Regions from separate parts of the Mus musculus genome. Here region 2 is linked to region 1. The links are chromatin loops, found by intact Hi-C in ENCODE. Cell type or tissue: left cerebral cortex. All regions are shown on one strand. Each heading gives the region's core, and the rest is flanking DNA. Links, peaks and the distances in the headings are about the cores only.

The links. Peaks named below come from ENCODE experiments on the same cell type or tissue, not always from the same donor. Only the 100,000 strongest peaks of a DNase experiment are listed, where the experiment ranks them.
Region 2: it touches region 1 in a loop (11-fold over the local background); 20 of 42 quality-filtered maps call a loop at or near these places.

The regions. Positions count from the first base shown.
Region 1 is chr8:72,092,745-72,107,828 of GRCm38, forward strand. Olfr373 (olfactory receptor 373) reads left to right here and starts at 7,018. Exons shown (of 1, transcript NM_146539.2): 1 at 7,018-7,962. The coding sequence starts at 7,018. The coding sequence ends at 7,962. It overlaps Olfr374 (olfactory receptor 374), which reads left to right and starts at 14,296. Exons shown (of 2, transcript NM_146338.2): 1 at 14,296-14,426. In left cerebral cortex, for the core only: no CTCF peak of the experiment used is centred there; a DNase peak (open chromatin) is centred at 6,849.
Region 2 is chr8:71,993,793-72,008,876 of GRCm38, forward strand. It overlaps Cyp4f18 (cytochrome P450, family 4, subfamily f, polypeptide 18), which reads right to left. Exons shown (of 13, transcript NM_024444.2): 3 at 8,596-8,740; 4 at 7,296-7,349; 5 at 7,083-7,210; 6 at 4,382-4,503; 7 at 2,094-2,364. It overlaps Gm51535 (a long non-coding RNA gene), which reads left to right and starts at 10,868. Exons shown (of 3, transcript XR_003947403.1): 1 at 10,868-14,859. In left cerebral cortex, for the core only: no CTCF peak of the experiment used is centred there; no DNase peak of the experiment used is centred there.

The sequences.
Region 1 (15,084 bases), core at 2,844-10,843:
GAGAGAAACAGACCTATTTTGTGAGTTTATCTATCATTAAGGTAAACTGTGTCTGACTTTCTCAGCCAGAGACCTAGTGGCTCTGGAAAATTGAGGCCTGACTTTGCATTGGAAGTGAACTAACCAGGTAGATGCAATCTTGGGGAGAGGAGCTACTTTGCATGCTCTTGTTAACATAAAACTACAGTTAGGGGTCAACACCATAGGAGATCTGAGAAAAATTAATTATAGCAGGAAATATAATCCAAGTGGCCTCTGTATCAATTAAAATAACAGATTTACCACAACTTGGATGGTTTACTCTATGCTCCCATGGTCTCAGTGGTCTTGATGGCTTTTGGGGGGGACAGAAGTAGTAAGTCTTAAGCTGTCACAGGACAATATAACATCTTCAGCTGCTGCACAGGGCAACATAAGCTTTCAGTTACCAGACCCAGAAGGTCTAAGGGAGGTTTCCTGTGAGAATGAACGTGAGAAAACTGATATACTTTGATGAGACAGAGTAGAGCAGTCAATCCAACAGTGGCCACAATTTAGGCAGGGCACTGGTGATGGGTGAGTCATGGGGCAGTTCTTCCCAGTGGTTAGAGTCTGTGCTCCATCATCTTCTTTGGAGACCTTAGGGTTGCTGCTAGGATCTGGCATCTCTGTTTCTCATGGGAAGCTTTTTCTATTAAACAGTTTAAATTCAGCAGATCTCTGGAGACTCTGGGGACCATTGTCGGCCTGATTTTAAACAAGCTTTACTTGCTATTAGCTACTTGATTCTGCTTACTTGCTTTAGGCTTAGTCTTGAAAAGGTGTACAGGAAGCAAAACAAAGCTTGTAACTAACTGAGTTACATTTGTACTTGGCATGATTGTGAGCCTAGTTCTGAAAACATTGAAGAACTTGATCATGAATGATGACTGAGTACTAACTTGCATGTCTTCATTATTTTGAACAGTTTACAAGTCAGTAGTAAGACTAGGACTTTACAGCTTCATCCCTCTTAAGTTTGAGACTTAAAATTTTGAGTTGAAGATTTCATTGAAAATTCTTTAGCATCAAACATAAAACTTCTAACCATAAATACAGTCCATAGGGAGCTAATGATTTTTAAAAAGTTAGCAAGGACAAAGAAGCCAGACCACATTTTCCAGTCAGTTACTGTTAACCTGAGTATACCTTAGGAATTTATAAACCTTATCAAACATATCTTATTCATCAAATGTGTTCCTTATTTAACATTTTCTAGAAGCCTGGTATTGAGCACTTGGCAAAGAAGTAAGTGGTTAGAAATAACTCTCTAAATCAGCTTTTGTTAACAGGGGTAGCCTTTAACCATAGGAATTTATCATATAGTAATTCATTCTAATCCAAAAAGTTTTTGGAGACCTGTTTTTGACTCCTTAGTCTAAAGAGGAGACAGGTTTTATAGGTACTGCCTTAGTTGCTTTATACCCCATGGTCATCTTAATCAAGATGGTGGTGAAGTCATATAGCATGAACCTGTTTTTTAACCTTAGTAAATAGAGATGACTGCCAGACACATGGTTGCTTCCATCCTGATGTGATTATCAGCTAAGATGAAGGCAAGTCATATGGTTGCTGATTAAAAACATCTATTTTCTTAAACAAGAGATGACTCTAAGTTACATACAGTACATACAGTAAGTAGATCTATTTTTCTAAATAAGAGTTGAATCACATATAGCAAATTAAGATTCAACCTTTGGCTATAAGTTTTAAGCTAAATTTTTGTTACAAATTTTTTAACCACACCCAATAAAGAATACCCTGAGGTGAGAGCATTTACACAAAATAGTCTTAAAAGATTCTTGAGAGCAGAGTACAGACAAATCATGAAGACAAAAGATTCTGAAGAGTAAAAAGTGAAGACTTTGGGATTATAGAGAAGGAAGTATTAGATATCAGAGATTTGGGAATCATTTGTTTATGTGGTGGCAGAAGTTATTATGGTTTGAAAGAATTTGAAAATGAAGTGTATTCCTTTTTCACCATTTATTGAGCTGTACAGAGGCAGAGCTGTTTGCAGTAAGACACTGAGGATTTAATGAAATCCCTGAATCTCAGGAGATAAGGAGAAAAGGTCACAAAATGATCTCCCCAGAGGCAGAGCTCCTTTAAGCTCCAGGAGGGAGCTGAGAGACAGTGAACAATGTAGCCATGAGGGACATGGGCTACAAATAGAGAGGATTCCAATGTTATTGTAGAGGCCACAATTGCATTGAGAAACTGAGGTGCTGGAGCTCCTAAGGAGAGTTGAGGAAGCTCCAGGAAGGAACTGAGAGCCTTGAAGGAGAGGTGAAAGCAACTGAAGAGCTAGACTGGGGACCTTTTGAGAAAAGGTAGGGATCCAATAGAGCAATGGTTCTCAACCCTCCATACACTGGGACCCTTTAATACAATTCCTCATGTTGTAGTGACCCCCAGTCATAAAATTATTTTTGTTGCTATTTCATAACTGTAATTTTGCTACTGTTTTGAATTTAATGTAAATGTTTTTGAAGGTAGAGGTTTGCCAAAGGGTAATAACTCACAGGTTAAGAACCACTGAAAAAGGCAAAGATGTAAGTCTTGCCCACATGATGGCTGCCCCCAGAAAGCCTAGGAGGCTGCAGGAGCCAGAGAGAAGACTTTCCAAGTAGGTAAGGAGAGGCCCGTAGATAGAGAAGGCTGGGGAAAGAAGCAGCTACAGAGGCTGACTCTAGATTTTGAAGTCAGTTTTGGTGGGAGGCAGAAACCAATGATCCATGCCTCCCTTAGGAGATTCCACCAGCAGCTGGGTTCAGAGAGGCCAAGTCCCATGGAAGGCAACAAATACATGCTTCTCTCATGTCCTAGGTTCCAGATGAATAAAAAAATAAATAAATAAATACGGACATGACAGCTCCATGGAATGTTTGAGGTGAGGGTTTGTTGTATGCATGAGGGTGAGTCCAGCCAGAGGCACATGGAAAAGTCGAAATTGAACAGGGCAACAAGAGGAGGGAAGGGCAGAGTCTGCTTTTAAACAGACACCTTAATCAGCCATTGACCAGGTCTTGTTAAATACCTAACATTCTTGGGGTGATTTACATAAACATGGTGCACTTCCAGACAGCCTTGACAAAGTGGGAAGCAACTTAACAAAATTGCATCTCTAAGAATTGAGTCTCCTGATCACACTCCTGAAACATTCCAATACTTCTGTGGCCTAGCAGAGGACTTGACAACCATTCCTGGGCCTTGGAAGTTTCAACAAGAAGAAACACCGCATGACAAAAAATGGGTTGGGAAAGGATAATCAAGAGGAGGTGATAAGGAGCCAATGCCTTTGTTAGGGTTCAAGAACCACTGAAGGAAGACCCCAGACTCAGATGGTATGCAAGAACAAAGACTGTTTATTCTGCAGAAACACCCAGCATGCAGGAGTCACCACCACTTCAAAATGGCAACCCAGACAAAGATACTCAGGCCTCTTTTAAAATAGGACTGCTATTAAGGCCCTTCTGATGTCAAAACTGAAATGAGAACTTTGCTGGTCTTGAAGTGTCATGAGTTAATTGCTTCTGAGACAGCAACCAAGAGCACATTCCAAGAGGTTGTAAAACCATTAACCAAAGGTCATAAAAAGGGAACTAAGGATTTACTATACGTGCAGGACAGAAGATAAAATATTGACTGGGTTTATCTATACAAAACTTCAAGGATAACTAAGTTATGGTTTTTAACTCTCCTTGAGCCTGTAGAGCTAGTGACAGGAGATGAATGTTTAGCCAGATAGTTACTGCTAATGGATATGCATGTAAACATTCTCTGTTGTAAACTTCTTATTCAATTTATGAACTGAATTTATGTGCAAATTTGTGGTGAACCTTTTACCATGTGATCATGCACTCTGAAAGTCGGAAAAGTGCTGAGGACAAAGACTGGAGACAGGCCTCGCTCCTCTTTTTGTCCTGGGACTTCAACTAGAAGTGAAATACTAGAGACTGCAGCTTCTGGCCTCAGAACAACTCAGACAGACATGTCAGCTACACAAGCAAAGTGACTTAAACTTAAGATAGGTAAATGTTTTAGTATGATATTTTTAGGGTTAGGTAATGTACAACCTCATTAATGGGTGTCAGGATGCCCCATATGAGCTAAATTACTGAGTCATGAATGATTAACCACAGGATTTGCTGCCCAGCACAGATGGCCTATCCTGAGATCAGATATCTCCCATTCATGTGTCTACCTTCAGGCTGTTCCTCAGGTGAGGGATTTTATTGTCTTGTTCCTGGACTTTGGGGTCTGCTGCTGGAACAGATGGCTTATGGCCTAGTTTCTAAGTAGAGACAAAATGGGATGAATAGACCCCCTTCACCTTCAATGGTTAGAAGTTATGAAGATCAGCTTCAAAAGAAACAAGACAGAAGTGGAGAAAGGAGGGCAACTGAGTAGAGGGCCCGTCCTCTGTGTATGCAGGTCAGAAGACAGCTTGCAGGAGTTAGCTCTTTCCTGCCACCATGCTGTACTCAGGACTTGAACTGAAGTTGTTGGGGACATGGAGCACTAATAATGAAGAAAGGATCACCAAAATCAGAAATAAAACAAAAGCAACTTTATTCACCACAGAAAAATGCTTCTAGACTGTTAGGGTTGAGGTCAGGGTTGCAGCTGACACAATGACCTTGGAAGGGCTCAACCAGTCTCCTTTTAAAGCATAAATCCAGGAGCAGATGTTCAGGGGATAATAAAGAAGGAATTGGAAAGTCAAGGGTTAGTTCTTGAGCCCCAAGTGTATCACATAGTAGGATGCCAGTACAGTCTCAGGCTACTCTAAGACAGCATCTCATCTCAGTGTTCATGGTGCGCACACAGCCCAAGTAGTTTCACTGCAACTGAAAGAATGTAGGGCTTGTGCAGTAAGATGGGGATGGCAGAGCCTGGAATTGCTCTGGGCTCTTCAAAGTCACCAAATTAGCACCAGGTATCTCCATCCCCTGACCCATCTCACTTGAACCTTGCCAAAAGTTTATTATTTACTTATTTTATTTTATTTTATTTTATTTTATTTTATTTAAAGTCACATGTATGTATGTGTGTGAATGCTTTCAGAGGCCAAACTTGCAAAGGCCAGAGGTGTCAGATTCCCTAAACTAGGGATAAGAGTGATTGTGACTCACTTGGCATGGGTTCTTGGAACCAAACTTAGGTCTTCTGGAAGAGCAACACATGCCCTTACTGAGCCATCCCTCCAGCCCTGAACCAAGTGTTTTTGATGAAGTTCAGCAAAGTTGTGTTAGAGAAAAGCAAGTCAGATAGTCTGGACAGTATCCATAGTAACAGGCATGGGGACCTGGGTGCCCGATGACCTCCAGGCTCAGATCCTGTTGTCTAAAGTTTCCCAAATCCTATGGATACATGCAGAGCAGGTGTCTGTTTGGTGCTCCAAAGCCAGCCTATCTGTGTTTCTAGATGTGTCCCAATCAACTACAATAGCTGCATCTTCCACACAGACATGCTCAGCACTAGAGGTGAGAATCATGAACACTACTGCAAGATGCTCTGAGCTCAAGGGGAGGGGAGGTTGAGGGACAGATGGCCACACATTCAACATAGCACTGCCTGCTCTGAGCTAGCTGCAGGCTGGGAGATGGCTCTGTCAGAAAAGAAAGACATGCAAGCATGAGCACCTGTCTTCAATCCTAGTGGAAGAGATAAAGACTATTCCAGGTTGTTCTCTGGCCACCTTATATGCATGGGCATACAGCAGAGAGAGGGAGTGAAAACAAGCATGCTGACAGATGCTTATGATCCCAGCTCTGTAGAGGCGGAGGCTCCCCAGCCACTTGGCTTGCTAAGCAGCCAGCCTAGCCTTCCTTGCATGCTCCAAGCTAGGGAGATACCTGCCTCAAAAATGAAGATAGACAGTACAGCACCTAAGGAACAGCACCAAAGACCAACATCTAGCCTACACACACACTCAGACACACACACACACACACACACACATACATACATACATACACACACGTACATACATACATACATACATACATGTACATACATAGAGACACATACACATAGACACACACAGAGATATACACACATAAACATCATACACATATACATACATACAAGCACACATATACAAACAACAAGAAAGAAAATCAAAACAAACTAAAGAAAAAAACAATGAAAACAAAACAAAAATTATCAATCAAATGTGCACAAACAAACATGCAGTATGTTTGAGTTGAACAACTACTTCATACACACATATATTCAAACATACACACATATACATACAAAGAAAACCATATACATACAAACAAATATATGCACACACAAACACACACATGCATACACACGTACATACCTATGTACATACACATAGAGATACACACACTCAAAAGAAACCTAACAGTCAGATATTGTGTCTCCCTGCAAACACACCCACAAACAGTCCATCCCAAATATCCATTCCTTACTGTTCTTGATTTTCAGATCTCTCTGCCAAGGATATGGAAAAAGTCTTTCTTCACAGTCCCAGACATTTCTTGATCGACCTTCATCCTTGTGTGTCATCTTGATCTCTTCAAAGTCCCACACCTGCACCAGGGTGTATGGGGAGCTGTGTGCTCTGTTCTTTCACCAGAGCTGTCCTATGCTCTCTAGCTTAACCACAGACTTCAACTGTAGATGCTGGCTGGTTGCACTTGCCTGAGAGATATCAGAAATAGAACACCAGGGTAGAATTCTCCTTGCTCTGATAACTTGAGGATTTCAAGCAAGGATCCTCCCCTGAGCCAGGCCTGCAGCTCCTCCTGCAGCCCCTCCTCCAGCCACTCCAGCCCCTCCTCCAGCTCCTCCTCCAGCCCCTCCTTCAGCTCCTCCTCCAGCTCCTCCTCCGGCCGCTCACTGGTAGGAGCCTGGATTTATTCATACGTTTTTATAGGAGGCCACCAAACAGTTGCAATGTGATGTAAAATTATCCCAGTGGGACCCTACCGAATCTTCTGTAGACAGTGATGCGCCTGGGGGATGGGGACTTCAAATGTGTCATCAAATTCAGATTTCATCCTCATGGGGCTCTTCAGCTACACAGGGCCCCATCTTGTCCTGTTCTTCCTCATGGCCACCGTGTTCATCATTGGCCTGCTAGGCAACACCACCCTGCTTTTTCTGATTGCCACAGACTCCAGGCTCCACACACCCATGTACTTCCTGCTCAGCCAACTCTCACTTCTGGATGTCGGCTTCCCACTGGTTACCATCCCCAAAGTGGTGGCTGAGTTCCTGCAAGGACAGAATGTCATAAGCTTTGGGGGATGTGCCACTCAGATGTTCTTCCTCATGCTCATGGGTGTCTCTGAGGGTGTCCTTCTGTCCCTCATGTCTTATGACCGCTACGTGGCCGTATGCCACCCCCTGCACTACCAGGTGCTCATGAGAAACCAAGTGTGTCTGGTGATGGTGGGTGCATCCTGGTTCTCAGGTGCCTTGGTGGCCTCCATCCTGACCTCCATCACCCTGCAGTTCCCCTACTGTGCCTCACACACCGTGGACCACTTCTTCTGTGAGATGCCAGCTCTCCTCAAGCTGTCATGTGCAGACACATCAGCCTATGAGTTGGCGCTCTCCATCTCTGGGGTGCTGATCTTACTGCTACCCCTGTCTCTCATCTTCATTTCCTACGGCCACGTTCTGGGAGCTGTCCTGCTCATGCGGTCAGCTGAAGCTAGACACAAGGCTTTCACCACGTGCTCCTCACATGTGACTGTAGTGGGTCTCTTTTTTGGGGCAGCTGTATTCATATACATGGTCCCAGGCAGCTACCACAGCCCAAAACAGGATAATGTGGTATCCCTCTTCTACAGCCTCATCACCCCTACCCTCAACCCCCTCATCTACAGCTTGAGAAACAGAGAAGTTCGAATGTCCTTGGTCAAGTTCATGGGCAGGTCTGACTTCAAGGTGAAGGGATGATGTCCTTTGATCCTGATTTTCCCTAGGAGCCTTCTTGTGGCTGTGCGCATGCAAGGTTCGAGGCAACTGGCCAGCTGCCTCCTCCAGGATGCACTTCTCATTTCCGTGTGCATTTGTAAAAAACTAGAAATTATACCCTAGCTTGGGGTGGATGCCTGTCTTCCCTGCACTAGCACAAGGGAGACCAAGGCAGGAAGGTTACCTCAGGCTTTCAGCCAGCATGGGATACATAACAAGACCTTGCCTCAAAAACAAAACAAAACAAACAAATAAACAAACAAAAAACAAAAAAACTTTTTAAATAGGGGAAGGGCAGATGGTTTGGTTGTTTAGAGCACCTGCTGCCCTTCCAGAAAACCTAAGTTTGGTTCCCTGCACCCATGTCTCACAACTGTTTGTAACTCTAGCTCAAGGAGAGCTAATGCCCTCCTCTGGTCTCCTTGGGCACCCACACACATATGGCATATACACAGAGTTATAGAATAAATGTTTTGTAAATTATTTAAATAAGAGGGCAGGTTTTCTAGACTGGACATGTTGGAACATGCCTATCATTGGGGAGGTAGAGGCAGGAGGATCAAGATTTCACAGTTGGCCTTCAGAGATGCCTGCTGCCCTTAAGTGCTTGCTGCATAAGCCAGAGATGTGGGTTCAGATTCCCAGAGCCACATGCAATATCAGTCTCCAAAGGCACAGACAGGATCCCGGCAGGATGGCTAGCTAGACTAGCCACCTCTGAGTTTTACTGAGAGACCTTGACTCAAAGGATAAGATGACTTCAGCCTTCAGCCTCCACATATGCATGCACCCACACATGCAAAAAAAATGCATACACACATGAAAGAAGAGAAAATGATGATTAATACAAATTTAAAAGTAATTCAAGCCAGGCATGTTGGCACACACCTTTAATCCCAGCACTCAGGAGGCAGAGGCAGGCAGTTTTTCTGAGTTTGAGGCCAGCCTGGTCTACAAAATGAGTTCCAGGTCAGCCAGGGCTATACAGAGAAACCCTGTCTCGAAAAACCAAAAAAAATAAAATAAAATAAAATCTTTTTTAAAAAAAAGTAATTCAAGGAGGCCCAGGTGGTAGATTCCAGCACTTGAGAGACAGAGTCAGGTTCTGTGAGTTCAAGGCCATCCTGGTCTACAGAGGGAGTTCCAGGACAACCAGGGTTACATAAAGAAACCCTATCTAAAAAGAAAAAACCAAAAAAGGTAATTAAAGGTCATTTTTATTGAATGAATAAGTCAAGGGAAGTCAAGGGGCTTATTGGATTGAACCCAACCTAGGCTACATGATATTATTTCTTTTTTTTTTTTAAGATTTATTTATTTATTTATTTATTGTAAGTACACTGTAGCTGTCCTCAGACACTCCAGAAGAGGGAGTCATATCTCGTTACGGATGGTTGTGAGCCACCATGTGGTTGCTGGGATTTGAACTCCTGACCTTGGGAAGAGCAGTCGGGTGCTCTTACCCACTGAGCCATCTCACCAGCCCCACTGAGCCATCTCACCAGCCCGATATTATTTCTTAAAAAGGAAAAAAAAGCCATTGATTGCCACACCCACTCCAATGAAGACTGTGTGACAGGCCTAAAGGCTTGGATGCAGTCATGAGTAAAAGAGTTTCACTGAAACTCAGTCTCCTGAAACCTTGGCACAAATGCTACAAACCTGCCCCTGCATTAGTCACTGTGTGGACCTGTGTGCTTTCTTTCAGTATTGTTTTATTATAGGTGCCTCTAAGGAATGATTTTACTAATACCTAAATCAGGTTGAACTCTACTGCTTGGCCTTTACCAATGTCCTAGGCAGTCCTTGAGATGACCCAGGGCTTGGAATTTGGTAAGAATGTCATTCATCCAGATGAAATGCCCCAGTGCTGACAGTTAGCAATCAGGCATCTCAGTTTGCCAGATGGGAGCTAGAAATCTCAGGGCAAGCTTAACAAAGTAAACTTAGAATTCTCATTACAGACATGAATGGCAGCCTACATTACATAATAGTAGAAAGAAGATGGGTTTTAGGAGGAACTGAAGTATTATTCATGAAAGGGTTAGTAAAATGGAATTCCCCTCATGCATGTTTTCACTAGGCCCAGAGGAATTGCATAATTAGGTATTTACTACAGAACCTCTGGTGGTGGGTTTAACAATAGACTAGCATTGCATCAGACCTTTCACCTGGATCCTGTGAATAGCTGATTTTAGATAGGGATGTTCCTATCTCAGTTGTAAACACTGCCTGGCTCCCGACAGCTTTTATATATGTATTTTCTTTGTTTTGTATACAGAACCATTGTGCATCTTGATGTGCCTTGGCTGATGTATCACCTAGCTTTCCTGTTTTTCTTTGGTATTATAAGTCTGGTGCTCATTTTGAGGAATTACATTCAGATGCAGCACTTTCTCTGGAGTTCATGTCTGTTTGTCACTTTTCACTGACTTCCTGCCCACCTGTACTGAGACCCTGATTCTCCAGCGGGTGGAAGGACTGACTGAGTCCAGTCTGTGGCATTGATAGATGAGGCTCTTCAGTCTCATATTCACATAACCATAAACCTCTTTTTCTTCTAACTTATCAGTCTATGGCATTGTTATAGAAACAGAAAGTAAACAGAAGCAGCTACCTATAGCCCAGACTGAACATTTTTGCACAGCCTGGAAGGGACTGTTATCTGATGATTTCCTCCAAAGTGGAACATCATTTTCTAGAGGAAGAATGCAGGTCCATATCACTCAGGAAATAAATAAAACTTACAAGTCTCAGGAAACTCTTCAAATTTACAGGATTTACAAGGTCCCTTCCTCAAGGGTATAAACGAGTAAGAACCTCGAGGGTGGAGACTCTGAGGTGGAGCTGCCTGCAACTTGTGCAGCTTTTGTGAGTTGTCATCCATCCTATGATGAGCTTTGGTAGTTCCCTTTGAGTCACCCTAATAGACTCACTGGTTCTTTAAGCCATAATGGGTAGAGTAATCTCTTTGGTCTGTGGTCAGTGCCTGTCCAAAATAAACAAACCTTTATTTGCTTTTCTCCATGATAATCAGAGACAATAGGAGTCCCAGAGGCAAAGGTGTGGCTAATATCTCAGCAAAATGGTAAACACTGGGACCTTCAGAAGAGCTGTTAAGGCTGTGGAAAAGAACTCTAAAAATATGAGCTCAAAAATATATAATTTCTCAACTATGCAAAATATAAGGATGCAATATGAATTGTATAAGAGGCTTAATAGAAAAAAAGGAACAGATGAACACTATGAACACTAGAACACTATGAGGAAAGTCGTCAGAAAGATACTAAGGAAGGAAATAAAGAGATTTTGGGAGTAGCGATCACAGTTCAGGGTGGGCCTGCAACAAAACAAGGTTAGGCCCAGGTGTGAGAGAAATGATAATTTCAGGATGGGGTCCCACCCAGCTAGCTTATCATCTGTGCTTAACTGAGGCAGACAAGGGGCTGGCGAGATGGCTCAGTGGGTAAGAGTACTGACTGCTCTTTTAGGGGTCCTGAGTTCAATGCCCAGCAACCACATGGTGGCTCACAACCATCTGTAATGAAATCTGATGCCCTCTCCTGGTGTGTTTGAAAACAGCTACAGTGTACTCATATACATAAAACAAATAAATCTTTTAAAAAAAAAAAAAAACAGGGCCAGGTGTGGTGGCGAACACCTTTTCTCCCCAAGTTCCTTTGGGTCATGGTGTTCTAATCATAGCATTAGAAAGCAAACTAAGCCTTGCGTGGTGTTGCACGCCTTTAATCCCAGCACCACTCGGGAGGCAGAAGCAGGTGGATTTCTGAGTTCGAGGCCAGCCTGGTTTACAAAGTGAGTTCCAGGACAGCCAGGGCTATACAGAGAAACCCTGTCTCAAAAAACCAAAAAAAAAAAAAAAAAAAAAAAAAAAAAAAGAAAGAAAGAAAAGAAAGAAAGAAAGCAAACTAAGCAACTAGATGGACCCAACCAGACAGAAAAAGAAACATTACCTATGGTCATTGAAGCCAGAAGTGAATGTCCACACCAGTCTTCTAAGCCCTGAAGTGGCTGAAGGCAGGCATGTGGAGAGTTCTAAGACAGCCTAAGCTACCTAGCTAGACCTTACCTACAACAAAACATAATCAGGCAATCCTGCCATGGTGGCACAGCTGTCATTCCACAACCAAGGAGGTTGAAGCAGGAGAATAGTCAGGCCAGGCCAGCCCGATCTGCCTAGTGATATCCTGTCTCACAAAGTAGCAGGATAGAAGAGATTTCTGCAATATTATATGAACACACTGGCATTGCCTTGAACCATGACTCCATAAAATCTTGACTAATTTGAAAACGATTGTAGCTGGGTGTGTGTGTTCCGTGGAAGAGTGTTTTCCTGGCATGTGAGGCTTCTTGGGTTCATCAGCTGCACAGGAAAAGGGGGAGGGAAGCAGAGGGAAAGGGAGTGAGAAAAGGAATAGGGAAAAGATGGAGAAAAAAGAGATAAGTAGATGTAAGAAGGAAGAAGGGGAGAGGGAAGGGGGAGAGAGGAGGGAAGATGAAAAAGAAGGAGCCAATAGAGGGGAGTAGGTGCCTTCCAAGGTTGAAGCAGCAGTGCTCTGTGCTGTGCTTCTCCCTGAGGCCGCTAAGAGGCGCTGTGCCCCCTCCAAGCCTCGCAGCTGAGAGCTGAGGCTCAGACCCAGGGGTGATACCTGAAGGTCCAAAACTCTGGACACCCAGAGGGAAAGGTTTAAAGCCAAGCAATTCAGTGTTTCACAACATCAAAGCATGCGACAAAATTAAAATTCATGAGAGTGCTGAAAAGTCAGGCCCCTAGCATGCTCTAGATTCTCTTCAACTGTTGGTGTCTCCACACAGTGGGGACAGGCAGGCCTCCAGATCTCAGTGCACTGCCATGTCTAGCTGCTCTAATGCACAAAGTCTTTAAAAAAGACTTGTGCTGCACTCTGGAGGCAGAGGCAGGCAGATCCACAGCTAAACAGAAAACTCTGCCTCGAAAAGCAAAAAAACAAAGAGTTGTTTTATTTTCACATCTGTGTCTGTGTGTTTGTCTGTGGGGTTGGGGCTTGTGCAAGTGTATGCAGTGCTCTCCAAGTGCAGAGCAAGAACAAGGGTTTATAGGCAGTTGTGAACCACCAGAGCTGGGAACTGAATTCAGACCCTCTGCAAGAGCAGAAAATTCTTACCCACTGAGCTGTCTCTCCAATTTATCCCTCTCTCCTCCCTTCCCCAGCCCCTCTCCCTCCCCTCTCTGACACTGGAGCTGGAACCCAGCACCTCTTGTATGCTAGGCATTCTTGGGGTATCCTCACCAGTTCATATTGGGTTAAGGTCCACTGTGGTTTTGAGTAGGACACACAGTGTTCAAGTGACAGCACATCCAGCCGAAAGCTCCTGTGTTCCACCGGGAAAACATGAGAGCAGTGGCCTGTCCACTTCAGCAACAGCCCCTCTCCTGCCAGCTCCAGACCCCCAGTCCCTGACAGCAGTGCTAAGACAGCAGAGAAAGCTCAGCCCCAAGACTTCGTGAGAAACTGCAGGGGTGAGCTCAAGGAGCCACAGCAAACGCCCACAGGTCAGGTTGACAGAGGGCCCAGAACCAGGAAAATGGGTCCTGGAGAAGGGGCTTGCGATGAACAGAGAGCTTGGCAAGCTTGCGGGAGATATGGAGGGACTCCAGCCAGAAAACTGGGACCTCAGAAAGCGTGGCTTAGAAGGGAAAGGGAGGCTGACAGTGGTTATAGACAAAGCTAGGTCCTCAGGTGGGAACGGGACCCCACATGAGGTTGGGGTGCACCCCTCAAGGAAGGAAAAGAGCCAACTGCTGCTGCTTTAGAAGTGAGTCAGGGAAGCAGCTTTCAAAAGAATGGGGTCAGACTAAGAGGACTAGTGTAGCCTTTCCTCGTGGGGCTCCATTCCTGCGTCACTGAATGATATGAAAATGCTGCATACCTGAACACATATGGACAAAACAGAAATCATATCTGCTACAGCCTTTGTGTCCTTCACCCCAAAAAAGTTAATAAATAATCTATATGAAGGGTCTATTTCCCTTAGGGAGCAGTAGGAAGCCTCAACGCTATCTCAGGGTTTGAGCAGGTCTAATAGTGTCAAGAGAATTCCACCAAACCATGCTTTTCAAGGGATCCCCAAAGAATCCTAGAGACACTGGCACCAAAGGTGTGGAGGGAAAACCTGGGCAGGAAGTACAGTGCCCTTGGCCCCTAAGAAGCTGGCTTGATAGGGACAGAACACAGAACAATTAACCAGTTGATCCTAACAAGACCCTGGGGAACAAGCCAGGCAATGAGGACAGAGGGTAAGCTGTGCTCTGCCAAGGCCTTGCACAGACTTTTGTAGGGACAGAAAACTGCCTCACGCGTCACACTCTGTCCAGGAGCTTTTCCCAAGAAGAGCTGGCTTACCTCCCACCAAGCATCCCAAGGCCAGAAGCAAACCTTCCATAGGTGAGTAAAGTCGGGGGTTGGGGGGAGTAAGGGGGCCACACCAGGCAGTGAGCCTGGAGGGTATAGCCAAGCCTACTGTGTGACCTGGGACAAGTGGCTTTGCCTTTCTGGGTCTCACTTAAGTTGTGTCTATTTAAAAAAAAAAAAAAAGATGCAAGAAAATGGGCAGTTCTGCCAAGTAGTGAGTATCTGGGTCCTGCGTGTCAGGGTTGCTTCTGAAACAAGGTCGTATGTAGCCCTGGCTATTCTGGAGCTTGTCATCCTCCTGCTTCAGCTTTCTGAGTGTTGGCGTGGCAGATGAGCCCACCATGCTCAGCTTGTATAGTATGGTATTAAGAGGTTTGGAACAAGACAGATTGTGAAGTATGGGGCCATTGATAATTTCCTGAGTCCCCTTGTGTATGAATGGAGATAAAAGCCTTACCTGGAATGCTGAGTGTGATGCAGGGGCCTCCACCCACTCTTTGTAAGGAGCTTCTCATGGACACTAGCTACCAGCTATTAGCAGCAGCTCACCCGGAGCCAGGCGCACAGGGAGCCAGTGCAAGATTTTCTACAGCACAGAGGCAGCTCCCTCTCGCCTTGACCAGGCACACTATAGAGATTAATCCTGGTACCAAGGACACCAATGAAGGGACAAGCTGAGAGGCAACGGGAG
Region 2 (15,084 bases), core at 4,087-12,086, 98 kb before region 1:
TAAGAATATTCTCTCCTGGGAGCCATTTGGCTGGCATGCCGATAAGTGACACTAAGGATGCCTAGTTCACACTTCATAGTACAGTTTCCTCTCTCCCTTCTTTCTCGATCCTGCAGCCATTCCCCACTCCCTCCCTCTTTACAGGAAAGAAGATACAGATGTGACAGCCCCAAGCCTCTTAGCACCTGAGCTTTGCTGCTTAAAAATAGATGCTGTTAGCCAGGGCCAGGAAAATGGCTCAGTCAATAATGCACTTGTCACTCAAGTCAGAGGACCAGAGTTCAGATCCCCAGCACCCACATAAAAGCCAGACATGATAGCCGCTGTCTGTGAACCTGGCACTGAATAGGTGGACATAAGTGGATTTCTGGAACTCATGACCTAGCCAGGGTAGATGATTTTCAAACTCCAGGTTCAGTGATAGATTGTGCTTCAAAAAAACTGGTGAGATAGCTCAGCGGGTAAAGTCAGTTACCACCAAGCCAGAAGACCTAAGTTAGATACCAGGGACTCACATAGTGGAAGGAGAAAGACACACCTTTCACGTGTTCTCTGACCTGTGAGCACAGACACACATGTACACATGTGTGTGCACATGCACACTATAGCAATCAATCAAATAAAATGTAATCAAAAGGCAAGACGGAGGGGCTGGAAAGATGGCGCAGTGGTGCACAGTGGTGCTGTTCTTGCAGAAGACCAGGGTTCAATTCCCAGCATCCAATTACTGGTTCAGACTCCAGTAACAGAAGATCTGAAGCCATCTTCTGACTTACATGCATGCAGAAAAAACATTCATAACATAAAATGAATAAATCTAAAACCATTTTTTAAAAGCAAGATGGGGAACAATGAAGGAAGATAGCCAGGGCCAACCTCTGTTCTCTGTATGAACATGCACACATGAGCACAGACTCTCCTACACATGCATGCAAATACATGCACACTTTTGAAAAATACTACATATGCAGGTGAAAGTATTGCATTGCCCACTAAGGGAACCTTGGAATGGGAGGAGGGACTTCACCATTATCCTGGCTGCTGTTACTGCAGAGAGAGCTATTCTGCCCCTGGGCACTGGGGCTACTGTCCACAGTGCCATAGGAAGATGGACATACTGCACGATGACACTAATTTCTAAAACACAAAGTTCTCCAGAGCTTCAACTATGGAAGGTCCTGTATTATCATTGCTAAATCCAGGGATGCATGCTGTCCCCACACCCCTGTCTTCAGATACTTTCCATGGATGTCCACTGCCCAAGATCTACCTCTTTTCTTTCCCTCAACCCTTTTCTTTTTTGGAAAGTGTCTCATGTAACCCAGACTGATAGCAAACTCATTCTGTAGCCAAGGATGGCCATGAACTTCTGATCCCTGGCCACCAACACACGAATGCTGGGATGGCCAGCAGGAGCCACCAGGCCCTGCTTACAAAGTGCTGGGATGGAACCCAGGGCCTTGTGCATGCTAAGTGAGAACTATATCATCTGAGTCCTATCCTCAGCCCCAGAAGAGTGGGGAATCAGCTCTCACTGTCTCCTTGTATATGCAAGACTCTGTCCCTGGCTGTGGTGGGAACTGCCACTCACCCACCATGACTGGGTCTCTCCTGCAGATGTATGATCCTTTCTAGTTTTTAACCTAACATCAAAGGCAGGTCACCCTGAACTTTATTCCCTTCTCAGCCAGGCCCAGGTGAGTCCAGGGACCTGGGGTGATTGCTAAGGTCTGGGCCTGACAAGTGGGGATGGAGAGAGTTGGCATGGTTGGTATTTGGGTCTCCATCCTGCTCTCTGTGAAGGGTTTGTGCAAAGGTTTAGACTTTTAGTTGGAATGATAAGAACAGCCTCCCTGGCTTATAGCCCCTCCCTAGTCTGAGATGGCTCAAAGGATATAGATACCAATGCAGAGTTCCAGAAACCTTAGCTTACCAGGTGATGAAGGGCTTGGGGCCAGGTTCCAATGAGTGGAGCCTACATTGGGTCTAGGACATCATAGTAAGGGTAGAGCATGCTTGACTCTGTCATGTCACATTATCCCAGCCCCAGTATTCCCTGACCCCATCTTCCCCCACCCCCTTTAGAAGCCCACCTTGCTCAGCAGCAGCACGTCAATGAAGTCCAAAGTCTTGGCCTTGGCCTTGGCCTTGAGGACATCAACACCACCCTGATCAAGGAGGGTGCGGCGCCGCTCCCGGATGACAGCATCAGTGAAGTCATGCACTAGACGGCAGGCCTTCCGGAAGCGCATCCCATCATGGGTGAGGTAATAAAACAGGTCCACGTGCAGAAGCAGCCTCTGGTGCCTTCTGGCCACTAAGGTACTAAGTTCTAAGATGGCAGTGATGTATTCACTAGGCTTCCTGGGGAGTGTGAGCAGAGCAGAAGTGATACTTTAACATATGTTGTGAGCTACCATAGGGGTGCTGGGATCAGCAAATGCTCTTAATCATTGAGCAGTCTCTCCATCACCCACAATTTAGTACTTTCATTGTTCTGTTACTATAAAAACTTCATCAAATTGTTGTCATGATGTTGTCATGTAGTTTGGGGAAACCTGACCCTGTTTCCAGGCCACGATCATTTTGCCTCATTGGTATCATAGAGGTGAACTTCATTGGGCTCACACTTTGGTCTGTCCTGAGTGTCCACCTTTGGGGAAGAGGTTTTTGGTTGAATATCCCAGGGGAAAAACCAGTTCATCAGCCACAGGGAAGAGCTCTCCAGACTCTAGTCATTTATTGCATTTCTGTGAACTGCCTCCTCCATGCCCCAGGGTACAGTGTAGACACCAGGATCCTCCCCTTCCTCATCCACCCAGTATCCAGACTGTCCCACCTCCATCCTCAAATTCTGTGCCCATAGTGCACAATTATCTTCCAACAGTCCTGGGCCCAATTCTGTCCCCAGTGTTCCCACATTCAGTAGAACTCATTTGTGCCTTTAGAGCAGTCAGTGTCTACAGAGCTCAGCTCAGACCCTGCCCATCTCCTGTTCCCAGAGCTCTGATCTGTGTGTGGTGGTCAGCCTTGAGAGCGTTGTGGGAGGAAATTAGGTCATTGAAGAGGACATTGGGATTCTGGCTCTTTCTTATCTCTCTTTTTTAAAAGTTGTTCTCTTGGCATCTGTTGTACACAATGATGGGTTTCGTTACCACACTTTCACTCACTCCTGTATATTATCTACTTTATCTCCACCTCAGTACACTCTCTTGTCTCCCTCACACTCCTGCTAATTCAGTTCTTACCAACTCCTCTTCTTACCATTTCTATTCTATAACTATTAATTATTATTACTGGTGACTCAATGAGTTTAATGAGGGTTTATATACAAGAAATATGGACACCTTACCAGTGGCTACACCACTGAAGAAAATGTTTCTCTGTCTCCAGCAACCATTAACTGCCGTATCATACAGCAATCTCCTCTGAACTGAAGCTCCATCCTGGAGCAAGATTCATTAAGACTTGGGAAGTAAACAACTCTCAAGCCTCAGGAAATCCCTGAAACTCACCAGAATCACAAGGTCCCTCCTTCCCCAGAATTGCATAAGTGGTAAGGGTTGCTGAGGAGAGGAGATGCTCTGAACTGTAGAGCTGCAGTTCTGGAGTTTCAGTTTTTTGAGCTGTCACCATGCTGGGGTGGGCTTTGGTGATACAGCTGTCATTTCTGCTCCTTCAGAAATGGGTAAACCCCAATAAAATTGATTGGTTTGCCAAGTTGGACTTTGGCAGTGTCCATACTTTCTTTGGCCAATCACAGGTTCATTACCTGGGGTGTCTTTACAGCTCTCCAGGAATAGTGTCACACAGCCTAGGCCTATAGAGCCCTAGGTACTGTAGTCCCAGTGGGGACTAATGAGCTCCTTCCCCATATCTCTACTCTCAAGCCCCCTCTTCTCCATGCTCCAACTTTGAGGTACTGCCTCATCACAGGAGGCAGATGATTAACTGAAGCCTATGAGACCCTTGGCACCAACAAACCTTTCTTCTCTTGATGTTTGCTGTCTCAAATATGTTGTTACAGTAAGAGAAATCTGACTTTATAAACCGAAACAAACACCTTCAGTGTTTTCCTTAAAATCTCGTAATGAAGTTCACATCCCTTGGCCTAGCTTTCCAGGCTCCTTAATTTTAAGCCTCCACCTCCCATCTCCTCCATACCCTCATCTTCAAGGTGCTACTTCACTGTTTAATGCAGACAGCTCCATGCTGTCATCTGAACAATTGCACCTCCTGGAAGGTACTCACTCTCCCCCTCCAGGGTCCTTGAATGCTAGTTCTGAGCCACTTCCTCCAGGAAAGCCCTTCTCCTCTCTCTGAACAGGCCTCCCTCCCTTGTGTCTATGGGCCAGGTTCCCAGGCTAGGACAAGTACTCACTCCTGGCAATTGCTGTCAAAGCTGAAAACACACTTCTGCAGACTGTCCAGGGTCATGAGGCTGATGTGTTCAAACATGTTCAAATAGGCACTGCCCTTGGAGGCCAGGCGCTGCCACTTGGCCTAGCCAGAGAAGGGAACAGAAACAGGGTTTAATCTTGGTACTCAGAGCCTCTTTCCAACACCAGACACCAGAAAGGAGCCCTGAAACAGCCTCTGATTTGATCTGATTTGCTGTGTGCCAAACCAGCATAGAACCAGTGCTCCACCATCTCTAGATTGCTTCTTCAGCTGAGTGGACTTTAACAAACTCCCTGATGTGTCAAACCTTTAGATCCACTCTTGCTGAGCAGAAATGCCCTCTGTTTCACAAATTAAAGCAGACAGTGGCTGTTACAGAATCAGCATGTGAGACTGTGCTTGACACACAAGGTGTTCAGTCAGTGTTCTTTCCTGTTATAAATCTATTTCAAAAATATCCCTGGTTACTGGTGAGGCAGCTCAGTCAGGAAAGTGCTGACCATCCAATCAAGAGGATATGAGTTCAAGTCCCAGAACCTGCAGGGGTTTTGTTGTTGCTTGTTTATTTTTAAGTAGTATGATGACAAAGATTTGTAATCCTAGCCCCAGAGAGGTGGGATCAGGAGGAGGGCCCCTAGGGCTCAACAGCTAGCTAGCCTAGCTTAATTGATAAGCTTCAAGCAGTGAGAGACCCTGTGTCAAAAAAAGCATAGTGGATGGTGACTGAGGAAGGACACCCAAAGTTAACCCCTGATCTCCACATGTATGCACACGCATGCACTCATACACACACACACACACACACACACACACACACACACACACACACACACACACACACATACCCCACAAAACTTGTGGTGTGTGAGAGGTGGTTGCTCCTGGCCATGAGAATCCTTTCTAGGAATACCAGTACTCAACTATCCTATTGTTCCTTACTTAGGTCATTTCTCAGCTGTGTTTGCAGAGGACAGACAACTCAGAGAACAGAATGTGGCTAGGGAGATTGTATCGGTGAACTGAGGGTTTGATTGAGAAACCATGCCTCAATAAGCAAGGCTGAGAGAGATGAGAGAGAGATGGAAGATTCCCAACATCAAACTTGGGCCTCCCCACACATACTTGTGAACATATATACATGCATGCACATATGCCACACATACATATGAAGACAAGGAAAAGATGTAAGCCTTTAGTGACTTCTCTCATTCTAGTGGAACCCTGTGTCACGGGAACACCCCCAGATGCCTTCTGGAGGGAAAGAGCTGCAGGGACAAAAGTCCAAGCAAGAGTCCCTTCTGGAGCCATTCCAAAAACTTTTAAAGAATTTTTTTTATTTATGTGTGAACATCTGTATCTGTGTATGTGCACAGGTATGTAGTGCTTATGGGGGCCAGAAGAGGGCATCAGATCTCTTAGAACTGAGGTCACAGGAAGTTGTAAGACACCTGATAAGATAAGACGACAACTCAGATCCTGAGGCTACTTTATCTAAATCAGCCTGGAGTTGAACAAGTCCTCCACATGAACCATATGAGCTAGAATCAAGGGAGATTCCTCCTGCCCCTCTGACAGCCATATGCCATGATCAACATGAAAAACAACCTCTGGCCTACATCACTGTCATTATCCTCAGCCCTTATTGCTTCCAGCCAATGAGTTTAGAATGACTTATTCCTCATCTGTATTTTCTAAGAAGTCTTCACCATGACTGTTCAGTTTGCAGGGTGACCGTGTGGGAAACTAACTCCCTCTAAGTGCCCACTGTGTATGGGGACCTGAGTCCATGATATCATCACAGGCACAAAGGAGAGATTTTAACCCCATTTTGCAGTTGTGGAAACTGAGGGTTGGAGAGAATTGGCAGTGACTCACACAAATGTTCTGTGATGATTAATATTGATACCAACCTCACAGAATATGGAATTACTTAGGAGACAAGCTTCCAGGCATACTTGTGAGGGATTCTTTGTATTAGGTTACCCTCCTGTCATGCCTGTGAAGGGTTTTCTAAATGTGATGGCTAGTTTTGACTGTGAACTTGTCCCAACTTAGAATCACCAGAAAAGAGTCTCTCTGTGAGTTTTCTAGATCAGGTTAGCCTGTGGGCATGCAGATGGGGAATTGTCTTAACTGTTAATTGTTGCAGGAAAGCCCAGCCTACTGTGAGTGGCACCATCCCCTAGGCAGAGTGGGCACAGATCCACGTGTTTGTTCACTCTGCTCTTGACACATTCAGTTCCCACTTCAACTTCCTTGTAATGGCAGACTTGAGTCACACAAACCTGCCCTCCCCTGAGCTGCTTTGTCGAATTTTATCACACAACAGACATGAAACCAGGACTAAACTTAGTTGAGTTAGCTAATTGCAACAATCCATTCTAAACGGATGCTTCATCCCTGGGCTGGGATCCTGGGTTGAAGGAAAAGAAGAAAGTGAACCGAGCACCAGCATTCATCCCTTTTTGCTTCCTGAAGCAGCTTCCTCCCAGTTCTGCCACTGTGACTCCCCAAACAGATGTATTGTGACCTTAAACTGTGAGGAACTAAACCCTTCCTCCCTGAAGTTGCTTCTCTGAGTATTTTATCACAGCCTCCATCAGTGAGGGCTGGAGACCAAATAGGTTACAGCCCCTTCATCACCCAGATTCCAGTTGGGAACATGGGTCCCAGGGACTCACGTGCATGATGTTGGTGCTGTCATTAAAAACCTTCACATAGGGCTTCAGGATGTTGAAATGGAAGGCAGGTGTCAGCATGCGACGGTGGCGGCTCCACTTGTCACCAGTACTCATCAAGAGGCCATCCCCTGATGGAACAGCATGGCAGTAGGCAAGAACAGCGTCTTCTATACACTCCAAGGCATTCCAAGCCCCTCACCTGTAGGTACTTACCTAGCCACGGCTTCAGGAAACGGTAGAAGACTGTGTCCTTGGGGGCAACTAAAGCTGGTGTGAACAAGGACCGTCAGGAGCCATGGCAGGAGGGAGGGCATGGGAGAAATGGGGCCCTCAGCCTGGTATCTGTGTACTCCCCTCCCTCTAAGTCCACATGGTAGATTTGGGGGCAGGGACAGAGGGAGACAAGAGGGCCAAACAGCACTAGATAGAGAAGGCTCAGCCTGACATATGACATACACACAGCAGCACACCTTCATACGGCTACTACATGGTCTAACCTGTTTACCTTGCTGAGTACAGCATCACACTCTGCAGGCCTTTACAGAGACCAAATGTTTCTGTCCTCCCAGCATCTGCTGACATCTCCTGACACAGTCATATGACATAGACACGCATTGGCTAACATGACTGAAGCACATATGACCTGACCTAACTGCGACACAGATGGCTAAACACACCTCAGCACACTCAACTGATAAGTCTCAGATGTGATTTGAGAGTCCATTTCTGGGCCAGGCATGGAGCATGCCTTTAATCCCAGTACTCTGGAGAGAAAGGTAGGTGGATTTCTATGAGCTTTAGACCAGCCTAGTCTGCATAATAAATTCTAGGCTAGCCAGAGCTACACTGTGAAAATAAAACATAGTGTTTAGGAAAACAGTTTTAGAGGGGAAAAATTCATGTGGGGGTCAGCAAGGTGGCTCAATAGGTATAGGTGCTTGCCACAAAGCCTCATAACCTGAGTTTGATTCCTGGGACAAAAGAGAACTGACTCTTGCAATTTGTCCTCTGGCCTCCACCTTGCTCTATAGTACACACACTAAATAAAAGTAAAAATAATTAAAATATTAAAATTAACTTCCCTGATGTAAGCTAAACAGATTTTAACACTACTCAGATTTTTCTCAAATAAGGCCTCAGTCATATCTCAGAAAGTCCTTTGTCCCAGACTTCAGACACTCCAAACAGGGTCTAGACACAGCCAGGAGAAAAAGACTATTTTTAACAATACCTCAGATAAGAGCCAAACAGAACTCAACATGTCCCAATTGTTTATAGCCCCACAGAGAACCATTGTTATATGAGCCTGGGTGGGTACCAGGTCCACACACCAGAAAGATGGAGACCACCCAGAAAACATCACACGGCATGCTCTAAACAGGTGCCACATGGCCACGCATGAGTCAGAAGTGTCTAGATGAGACATAGTAGGGACATTTCTACCATAGCCCTTCTGTGGTAGACTGCACTTGAGGGTCAGAGGTGTGCAAGCTGGGACCAGCATGTTGTCTACCTGGAGCCAAGACCACAGGCTTGATGAAAGCAGGGTGGAATATACGGATGACTGGGTGCAACGGCCCCACCCACCAGCAGCATGCATCCCTGAAGGTTCGCACCAGGCTCTGGATGTACAGGAGTCCTTCCTCTGAGCTCTGGATCTGTAGAAGAGGACCTTGTGTTTGCCTCTCTGGGCTGGCAGAGAGGACAAGTAGGGTAGAAAGTCACAGGAGTTCCAGGAATTCATCCACAGCACTGAGCCCTGCCTGTCCCCACACCCCCAACAACCCCTGCCCCCCTCCCCCACATCTCAGTACTGAAACAGAAGACACACCCTCACTTCCGCTCCTAAACACTATATTTTATTTCATTTCATCTTATTATCTTAATTTGCTGTATGTGCATGCTTGTGTGTGCACTTGTGCACATGATCATGTGTGTGAGCACAGAGGCCGGAGTTCAACCTCAGGTATCCTCAGATGCCATCCAATTTGCTTTTTAAAAATACTTTTATTACATCTTATTTATTTTGTGGCAGGACATGTTCTGTGGTATGCATTGTGGAGGTCAGAGGACAACTTGCAGGAAGGGACAGGTTCTCTCCTTCCACTCTGTGTGTCCCAGGGACTGAGCTCAGATCACCAGGTTTGAGGGAAAGCACCTTTACTTTACTGGTGAGATGAGCCATCTCACCAGCTCCAACTTGTTTTGTTTATTGTGGAGTCTCTTTCACTGGGCTGGGCTCAGTGATTAAACTAGACTGGTGAGCCAGCAAACTCCCAGGACCCAGCTTGTCTGCACCTCCCCAGTGCTGAGATCATGCTTGTGGACCAAGCACTCCCAGCCTGCTGAATATCATATTAACCTGTTCTCCACCATCCCATTTTCCATATGGAAGCAGTTGCCCATGATGTACCTTGTTTCCCACATAACTCATGATGCATCATGGTTTCCTACATAGCAAGTGGCATGTGTGGGACCTGAGCCTAGGACTGTGCATCCCCAGGGTCATAGATACTTAATGCAGACTTTGCCTTGTGAAAGTCACTTACAGTCAGTCCTCTCTTATGAGCTCTTTTATGGAACTGACTCTTGAAGACTCATCCTTGTGGGCATGCCTGAGGGCAATGTCTTGGTTGTTAAGTAGAAAGACTCAGTCTTTTGGGGCAGCACCATTTCATGTTGATCCCTTGTTCTATGCTCTGTCTCTCTCTCTCTCTCTGTCTCTCTCTCTGTCTCTCTCTCTGTCTCTCTCTCTCTCTCTCCCTCCCTCCCTCCCTCCCTCCCTCCCTCCCTCCCTCCCTCCCTCCCTCCCTCCCTCCCTCCCTCCCTTCCTCTCTCCTCTCCTCCTCCTACTTCTCCTCCTTTTCCTCCTCCTTCTTGGTTTCTCAAGACAAAGTTTCTCTGTGTAGCCTGGACTATGTTTGTAGACCAGGCTGGCCTCAAACTCATAGAGATCTACCTCCTTCAGCCTCCCTTTATTCTGTTACTGTGGTTTTAAAAAAATAGAAGAGAAGAGAAGAGAAGAGAAGAGAAGAGAAGAGAAGAGAAGAGAAGAGAAGAGAAGAGAAGAGAAGAGAAGAGAAGAGAAGAGAAGAGAAGAAGACCACTGTGGTTATTTGAATATGCTTGGCCCAGGGAATGGCACTATTAGGAGGTGTGGTTGGAGGAAATATGTCACTGTGGTAGTAGGTTTTGAGACCCTCCTCCTAGATGCCTTAAAACAGTCTGCTCCTGACTTCCTTTGGATGAAGATGTAGAACACTTAGCTTCTCCAGCACCGTACCTGCCTGGCAGCTGCCATGCTTCCTGTCTTGATAATAATAAACTGAACCTCTGAACCTGTAAGCCAACCCCAATTAAATGTCCTTAATAAGACTTGCCTTTGTCATAGTGTCTCTTCACAGCAGTAAAACCATAACTAAGACAACCACCCTGACCAAAGGCAACTTTGAGAGAAAAGGGTTTATGTGCCTTCTATTTCCAGGTCACAGTCCATCGCTGAGGAAAGTCATCATGACAGGGATTCAAGAGAAAGAAACTGTGAGGGACACATGCTCCACTATGTTCATAGCAGCCTTATTTATAATAGCCAGAAGCTGGAAAGAACCTAGATGCCCCTCAACAGAGGAATGGATACAGAAAATGTGGTACATCTACATAATGGAGTACTACTCAGCTATTAAAAAGAATGAATTTATGAAATTCCTAGCCAAATGGATGGACCTGGAGGGCATCATCCTGAGTGAGGTAACACATTCACAAAGAAACTCACACAATATGTACTCACTGATAAGTGGATATTAGCCCCAAACCTAGGATACCCAAGATATAAGATATAATATCACTCTGGCTTATCTACCTCTCTCATGGTGCTCAGGCACACCTGTCTAGAGACAGTACAGCCCTCAGTGAACCGGGCTCTCCTCCATCAATTAACAATCAAGAGAATGCAACCACAGACACTAGACATGTCCATAGGCCAGTTGTAGAGGCGGTAAGATTCCCTCTTTCATGGAGTGTCAAGTTGACAATCAAGATTATTCCTGACTGTGTGCGTGTGCGTGTGTGCGCGCACGTGCGCCACCTATGTGGATGCGAGGAAACGAATCAAGTCCTCTGCAAGAACAGCCAGTGCTTTCAACCATCACGCCATCTCTTTGGAGCCATGGACAAACTACAAATTTTTGTATATTATTCTGTCCTGCTTTTTTGTTCCTAGCTCTCAGTGTAAACATCAAAAAGACATCAGTGCCACGCAACAGCCTGGAAAACCTGACACCTTGACATTTCTCCTGTCAAATAAGCTAGTCTGCCATTTTTTAAACACAGTCTTGAGGCTAGAGAGATTGCTCAGTAGTTAAGAACACTTGCTGCTCTTTCGGAGGATTCAAGTTTGAATCCCGGCACCCCACTCACATGGGGCAGCTCACAGCTACCTGCAATTTCAGCTTTAGATGATGTGGCACCCTCTTCTGGTCTCTCCCAAAGCACTGCACACGCACATATGCACAGATACAAATAAAATAAATAAATCTTTAAACTCAGCCTCCCACAAAATTTCAAGAAGGAACAAAATGTCCTTAAGCTCTGTGCAGTGTGCTACACAGGATATGAGTGCGAAAGTTTCCCTGGGATCATGGGAGTCCACGACATATCAAAAGTAATCACTGCACCAATGTCCGATTTGTCAAAACAATGAGTTTTCCTAGGGTCACTAACAGGACTATGGGATAGGGCTTACTTACAAGAAACAGGCATGACTCAAAAGCAGCTCCATCACTAGAAAGCCCACCCCACCACAGGTGATGCCCTCACTCTGACATTCCTGAAGTCCAAGTGCCACCCTGGAATTCTCTATAACGCTTGCAGGCAAGCCCACAATCCAAATATCTTTCTTTGCACAGTTTGGCTGGTCAGAGTCTCCACCCAGCAAATGTTTACCCCCTATTTATACTGTTCTGTTAAGGTCTTCAAGAAACTTCCAAGTTTCTATTCCTTCTGATTATGTGACCTTTTGTTTACTTCCTAAGGCTCTTGAGCCTCCCTTTCCTTTCTGGAGCAAACGTTTCAATTTTGAAGTAATGTTGCAATTTGGAGTAAAATGCCACAAAACCAATGACCTGTACTCCAACTATCAGCACAATGTTTTGTTTTTCTTTCCCATCTATGACTCATGAGCACAGACATTACTTCATGGATACAGTCATTACCCCATGGGCCCAGTCATTATCTCATAGGCAAAGTCACTGCCTCATAGATATAGTCATTACCTCATGAGCACAGATAGTACTGCATGAATACAACCATTATGTCATGACCACAGTCATTAATTCATAGGCACAGTCATTTACCTCATGGGCACTGACATTACCTCATGCATATAGACATTACTTCACGGACAGTTATTACTTCATGAGCACAGTCATTACCGCATAAATATAGACATTACTTCATAGACACAGTTATTACCTCATGAACACAGTCATTACTTCATGTGCACAGTCCTTACCTCATGGGTACAGATATTACCTCACTAGTGAAGTCAATCACTATCTCATCAGATCCTGGACTTTTGATCTCCTCCATAATTACCCATTAAGTTCTTTGTTGGTTATTTTTATGAACCTGTGTGCAGAGCACCTGAGAGAGCAACTGAAAGGAAGAAAGACTTATTTTGCTCGCAGATTCAGAGCAAATGCTCTGAATCCATGACGGCTCATCCCCATCCACCTGATATTTTGCATCATGGTGAGAGGAGCCTATGGTAAGGGGTTCTTTACCTTGCATGGACAGAAGCAAAAAGAGATTAAAACAAAAAAAGGAACAGTGGACAAGATTCCCCCCCCACCAATGATCTGTCCCTAATGGTCTATGTCTTCCAACTACACTCCACCTCCTGAAGTTTCCAGAACCTCCAAAATAGTGTCACCAGCAGGGCACTTGCCAGAGGCAGGTTTAGTATATGTTGTTTAATTGTACAGCAATAATTTTCTCTAAATCAAAACATTCCCTCTGGAAAGTTGGGGTGTAGGAGTCTGAGAAGGTGGAGAAGGTCAAGACTTCCAAAGCCCTTTCCAGGTTACAGAAGCAGGAAACACTGCTGTGGTAGATACTGGCCAGCCTGGCACCTGGAGAGCACTCTCTAACCTGCGAGCTGCCCACAATCATGCAGGGAGGTCCTGTGTCACCATCCTGCTTTTGGGTCCTCCCTGCTTCCATAACCCTCATCCATATCTGTCACTAACTCCAATAAACTCACCAATTCCCCAAGGTGGATGTTGGTAAGAATGATCACTTGAATCTCACCTATTTTCCTCATCTGGACTTAGCAGACTGTGTGGTGTCTCCCAGGAAAAAGTCTCTCACAATACTCAGACCACTTGCTGTGGACTTGTTTCCTTCAGCTTGGAACACTCCCTCTTTCAGAAGGGAAGGTCACAAGACTCAGGAAGCCTACTAAATTAATAAGACTAACAAGCACACTCCCTAAGGGATATCATTAGTAAACAGTTGCAGGATTGGGGGAAGGAGAACACTCTTTGGTGGAGCTGCCTGCATGTTGAGTAGGAAGCTATAGGGATATATTGCTTTCATGAGTTGTCACCCCATGCTGGGGTTGACTTTTTAGTGGTGCAACTGCCTGAATCACCTCCTGTGTGGAACCCCAACAAACACCATAGCTCATCAAGAAAGATTGAGTGAAGTTGTTTCATTACCCTGTCCTGGGTGCCTTATCCCAGATGTGTCTCCCCAAGAAAAGTCACTCGACACCGTGATGTGCACCTTGACTTTGGAATGTGGATTTTCTCATCCTGGGAGCAGTCCCAGCATTCGTGTCTATTTTTATATGGCATTTTCCCCTCTAAGCCTAAAGTGGTGTCATTTTCAACTTCTCCTGGTAGTCATGGCAACTATAGCTGCCCATAAGAGTAGTAGCCAAATCAAAGGGGATGCTGTCAGAGCTGTCAGAACTCCTGAAGGAAGGTCCGGAGATCTTCTCCTGGGACTCCAGCTATGACTCTCTACCCCAGTAAAATATGATCTTGGGATATACTTCAGTATATACGAAAAGAGGTTTTAAATCAGGACTTCGTGGTGCAGCTTCCATAAGGCTATCACCCATGATGGGTGGGACCTTACAATGATACAGCCATTTGAGGTTACCCATGATCCCATTAATAGCCCCTCACCTGTTCTCTGAAAAAAAATAAAAACTCTTAAGAAGCCCATAGTTCTCAGCAAGCTGAACACGGATGGACATGCTGTTTTGGTGCCCACCTGGGATAAATAGACTTGTTCACATCTCCCAGGAGAGTTAACAAGACACCATGTGGTCTCTGGTTCTTCCTGTGAGGGAGGACAACCACATCTGCGGAACTTGGCCTTGGCAGACCCCAAGGCAGCAAAGGTGACCTCTAAGTCTCCATCAGGGTGACCACTCTCACTTGTCCTCTGCTGACATCAGGCTCTGGCAGAATCTCTATGGCCCTCTGTACACCTGGCACTGTGCCACTTAAAAGAAAGCAAATGTCTCCAAATCACACAGAGGGAAAACCAGATGGAAGTCTATGCTCAAAGTGTGCTGTGGAGGATGGGTTCTGAGAAGGCTTCCAAAAGAGGAAGTGAGAGGCTAGATCATATCTAGATTGAGCAACATAACTCACTGGTACATCTCAGTGGAGAAGCCAGACATAAGAGGAAGACGCTGAAGAATGGGGAGTTAGGAAATCAGCCCTCAGAGCTCCCCTGGACCGTCTATGCCCCTGGGTGTGTCTGGGTAAGGATTGTAGGTCATTTCTGTGACCAGTGGGAAGCCAGAGATGAGCTGAAAACAAATGGTATAGTGGAGATTGGCTCTGGTCTCCCCTCAGGAGACCTCAAGTCTAGCACAACAGAACCTGGGAACACCAAGGTCCTTACTCTGTTGGAGTAAGCCTTGCTGGAAGCCCTGCAGCATGCCCACATCTGCAGAGAAAACAGGCTGGAGAAGTACTCAGAGAAG